2 separate regions of the Homo sapiens genome follow, and region 1 is linked to region 2. A link is a loop called in an ENCODE intact Hi-C map of the cell type or tissue named here. Cell type or tissue: CD4-positive, alpha-beta T cell. All regions are shown on one strand.

What was found. Peaks named below come from ENCODE experiments on the same cell type or tissue, not always from the same donor. Only the 100,000 strongest peaks of a DNase experiment are listed, where the experiment ranks them.
Region 1: a loop joins it to region 2, with 2.8 times the contacts of the local background. A loop is called at or near these places in 2 of 110 quality-filtered maps.

Annotation. Positions count from the first base shown.
Region 1 is chr3:46,947,341-46,949,840 of GRCh38, forward strand. All of the region lies in intron 1 of CCDC12 (coiled-coil domain containing 12), which reads right to left. Among named protein-coding and RNA genes, the nearest start is that of CCDC12, 28 kb to the right of the region's middle. RefSeq lists a silencer at 899-1,193. In CD4-positive, alpha-beta T cell, no CTCF peak of the experiment used is centred here; DNase peaks (open chromatin) are centred at 81, 431, 1,121 and 2,041; H3K4me3 peaks cover 970 bases; H3K27ac peaks cover 2,500 bases.
Region 2 is chr3:47,056,124-47,058,623 of GRCh38, forward strand. It overlaps SETD2 (SET domain containing 2, histone lysine methyltransferase), which reads right to left. Exons shown (of 21, transcript NM_014159.7): 15 at 698-1,367. Among named protein-coding and RNA genes, the nearest start is that of NBEAL2, 78 kb to the left of the region's middle. In CD4-positive, alpha-beta T cell, no CTCF peak of the experiment used is centred here; a DNase peak (open chromatin) is centred at 1,398; H3K27ac peaks cover 1,043 bases.

The DNA.
Region 1 (2,500 bases), 110 kb before region 2:
GCCCATCCTCAGGGCCACTGCAGCCCCATGCCGGGGTGGAGGGACTTCCTGTCGGGTGCTGCCGTGGTGGGAGCTGTGTTCCAAGGGCACTTAGCGGGTAGGGCAGTCACCCGGAGTCTGACTCACCCTGAAGATGGAGTGATAAGAAGTGAGCTGAACACCACCATGCCTGGGACCAGAAACTGCACAGATCTCTACTGCCCAGAGACTGGCAGGGGGAAAGGGGGAGAGACTCTGCTTCTCCTGGGCAGGCTGAGATCTCGTCAGGCTGCAGAGCTCCTCACTCTGGGTCCCCTGCACTCAATGTGCTGCTAGGATGACTTGGTCCGAGTATCCACTCTATCTGCTGACCAGACCAAGAGTTCCTAGAGGGCAGACGTTTGTTGTACCAGTTTGCACCCACAGGCCTGACACCAACTACAGCAGGCACAGCACTGTGGTAGAGGAGTGCACAGGAGCGGGGAAATCCCAGCTCCATTTCATCTTGGCTGTGTGACCTTGGGCAAGTTATATGACCTGTCTGGCCTCAGTTTCCTCATCTACAAAAATGAGGATAATCATACTGACATCATATCACCATTACAAGGAAATGATGAAGGAGAAAAGCCTGCAGCTTAGGGAGCCTGAAGAACAGGGAGAATCAGGCCAGGGCAGGAAGGAAAGGGCTGCAGAAAAGCCAGCGGGGCACAGGCCCAGAACGGTGTGCCTCTGCAGAGGTCATGGGAAGCTCCCATGCCCATCATCCTTATCAGATGTTCTCAGCAATCCTGTAAGCAGACAGGGCAGTGTTGTAATACCTGCTTCACCAAGACATTAGGAGATGACGTCAGATGATCTGTGCAGTGTAGACAGATCTGATTCCCCATTCAGTGCTTCACCAAGAGTCAGCAGGAACAGGTGGTGACTACCATCCAAGAGGCTGGGATTAGCTAAGAGCCACTGCTCTCCTGTGGGTTCATGTGTTCCCTAAAGGCTTCTGAGCAGAGCAAGAACAAAGCGCTGAGCGGGAGGCTGGGAGAACAGCGAGGCTAGAGATAAGGACTGGAGATAAGGACGGGAACTAGGTCAACAGCGGTGGACTAGAACAAGGAGGTGCCTCAACGCTGTGGGGAGACAGGGAGGAGCAGAAACAACTGAGGTTCTGCTGGTGACTCACTGGGGGAAGGAAGGCGCCTTTGACAAAAAGGTGGTGGCACTTAGGGGACAAAGAGAAAGGGTGTGGCAGCCTTCAGGCATTCTAACGGTGAGGCTTGACACCCAAGGCCTGACGAAGGTTGGTGCCAAGGGATAGCACCTGTCAAGGTGCCCTCAGCGGTGGAAAGGAGGGCCCGCTCCACTCAGAAGAGAGGCACGCTGGGCCCCACCATCCATATGGCACCTCAAGGGCCAGGCCACGGCATGCCTAGTGCAGCTCCTCGCCAGGCCCGTCACACGGCCCTGCCCAGATATCCTCCATGTGTCTGTCAGGAGTGTGGGGAGCCAGCCCAAGTCAACTCTGATCCTATTCTTGCTGCAAGTGCTCAAGGGAGGCACTACAGAGCTCCTCCAGCAGACTTTATCAGTCGACAAATACTGACTGGCTCCCCTGTGGTACTCCATGCTGTACTCAGATACTCCATGCTGGGTACTGAGGAGGAAGAGGAACGAGTAGGCACCTAGTGCCCACAGAGCAGGGCAGGGGTTCTTATCCTCGGTGCACAGATTCCAGAGGTCAATGACCAGACAGAAACACAGGCGAGTGTGAGAAGGTGAATCTTAGTGGATGAGAAATCTGGAGCTCTTCAGATTCTCAAGGGGGTGGTGACCCACAGGGGAAAAGGGAAGGTGTCAACAGCCAGGGAAGGCAGTGTTTTTTTGGGTGGCATTAAGAGGTGTCTACAGAGGCTTTCCAAAGGAAGTGTCACCTTAAAGGATGAGTGACAGTGGGGACAGAGGGACGGAGGGGGAAGAGAGCAGAGGGAACAACCAGAACCATTAGTATGCAAAAGGCCCCTCCCACTGCCCTGAGACTTCACCCACACTGGCCCCAGCAGGAAATAACCTCTTGAAAGGTCACACAGAGGGCAGGGCAAAGACCAGTCTCTTCCCCTTCCTTCATATGCAGCCAGACTGGACGAGTTCCTCTGGGAAGTCTGGCCTGGCTCCAAACTCCCTCCAGGGTCCTCCCTGTAGGGGCACTGTGGTATGCAGGAAGCCCAGCCTGCAGCCCTGGACTGGGCAGGTGGTGGGAACATCAGGACACACTGCTTACCAGTGGTGGGACCTCCCTGAGGCTCTGTCTCCTCCCCTGTCAAAGTGGGGCTGGCACTACTTTAACAGGGGCATGTGAGGATTATACAAGGCAACTTGGGTCCACCATGTGGTACAGGGTCCCGCATGACCCTGCACCATGAAAAACTGCCTGCTGGCCGGGCACAGTGGCTCACGCCTGTAATCCCAGCACTTTGGGAGGCCAAGGCAGGTGGATCATAAGGTCAGGAGTTCGAGACCAGCCTGGCCA
Region 2 (2,500 bases):
TTATTTATTTATTTATTTTGAGATGGCATCTTGCCCTGTTGTCCAGGCTGGGGTACAGTGACGCTATCTCAGCTCACTGTAACCTCTGCCTCCTGGGTTCAAGCGATTCTCCTGCCTCAGCCTACCAAGTAGCTGGGATTACAGGCATGAGCCACCATGGCCGGCTAATTTTTTTTATTTTTTAGTAGAGATGGGGTTTCACCATGTTGGCCCGGCTGATCTCAAACTCCTGACTTCAGGTGATCCGTCCACCTCGGCCTCCCAAAGTGCTGGGATTACAGGTGTGAGCTACCACGCCTGGCCTGACCATGATTTTTAGAAAACACAAAAATATTACCATGATGAAGGGTTCTCCCTTGGGAGAAATGGAGGCCTGCTAACAACAATGTGAGTAGGTTGGAAAGTGAATCTCTATATCTAGTTCAGCCTTCAGATGACTGCAGCCATGGCCAACAGCTTGACTGTAATTTCATGGAAAACCCTGAGCCAGATCCACCCTGCTAAGCTGCTTCTGAGTTACTTATTGTCTTAAGCTGACAAGTTCTGGCAATATTTCACACAATAGATAACCAATACATATAAAGTTGATCAATATATACAAGTAGTCCATGGTAAGACTTCCTCCCCTATACCAGATTTAACTAACATCCCATGAACAGACCATAAAGCAGAAAAGAAAAGTTTCAGAATTAGTTACCTGTACAATTGGTGGAGTTGTCTGTGAATAAGGTGATGTCACACCATAGACTGTTGGACATGTCTGTCCTTGATAATATATGGTTGCTTGAGACTGTGCAGGAGAGTACTGCTGCTGTACACTGACAGACTGTTGGTTTGAATCCCAAACACTATAATTCTGTCCCTGAACTGGGCCGGGGGCCGGCACTGGCAAGACAGCAACGCTGGAGTCTTGGTGTACTACACCATCACTCTGGGCCACATACTGGGAACTGGAAACTTCCACAGGAGCTGCCACATGTGGCACCACTGGTACTGGTGGAGGGGCAGAAAGGGGTTCTGTAGAATGTCCCACCAAGGGCTGAGCATGATCATAAGGAGCAGGAGAACACACTGGGTCCATGCTGGGTGTGGGCAGGAGCACCTTTCCAGCATTAGGGTTGCTGGGATCCACATAGGCCTGCATGGGATAACCTGGTGGGTAACCAGCAAAGGGATGATGCGGGGCATTATAACCAAGAGAGTCATAGGGCAGTGGTGATGTCATTCCCAGGTTCTGCATCTGTTGCTGTTGTTTCTGAGCCTCCCGTTGAGCCACCTCTTGCTCAAACAACTTCCGGCGTTCCTCTGTAGAAAGTTTATTGCGGTCTTTAATTCGTACTTTCTTTTTAGAAGTTGGTGTATCATATCTAGAAAGAAAATAAGGACCACAAAAAGTTGCTCCCTAAATCATAGACACAATCAAAGCACTAATAAGTATTATGTCACTCATGACTAAACCACTAACCACATCAAACCCTATTTGGCACTGGTTTACAACTATACTCAAAATTACTCAGCTTGTCTTGCACACAGAACAGAATCCCAAGGAATTGACAAAGAGATGAAAATAATTTCATCTCTAATTTCATCTCTACCCTTAGTTTCTAGAATTTTAAGATTAAAGATAGATACAGCATCCTATTCTTTATAGCTGGGGACATTTCTATAATCACAAATTCTAAAATTAAAATAAAAAACAAAATAAGTGTCATAAACCAAGAAATAATCCAATACTCAATCCAATTTATTGTCCCTAAATTCCACAGTACGGTTAAGCAGGAGATTAGATATGAAGAGAAATAGTTGAAAAATAACCTTCAAATTCAAAAGTCCAATGAATTCCAACTGGGAAAAGAAAAAGAAATCCTCATAAAAACATACAGCAGAAAGACATATACAAAGAGAGCCTCTTAAAAGCAGACCAAGAGAAAAGCCCGATTAAAGAAGGATGAAAATTAGACCAAGTCTCACAAAACCAGTTAAGGGAAGCCAGAAAACTGAAGAATAAATAGAGTCAGAATGTTGAGAGAAACTATTTCCCCAAAAAAACTTCCTTTCAAAAATGAGGGAGAGGCCAGGCATGATGAGGCAGGCAGATCACCTGAGGTCAGGAGTTCAAGACCAGCCTGGCCAACATTGTGAAATACCCATCTCTACTACAAATACAATTAGCTGGGCCTGGTGGTGTGTGCCTGTAATCCCAGCTACTCAGGAGGCTGAGGCAGGAGAATCGCTTGAACCCAGGAGGCAGAGGTGGGAGTGAGCTGAGACTACGCCACTGCACTCCAGCCTGGGCAACAGGGCAAGACACCGTCTCAAAAAAAAAAAAAAAAAAAAAAAACACAAAGAGGGAGAATATTCACATAAGACTTGTACATAGCAGCAACATTCACAATAGCCAAATGTCTCTGAAATGATGAATTTATAAACTATGGTACATGAATACAATGGACTACTCAGCAATTAAAAAAAAACCTACCGAGACACAAAATAACATAGA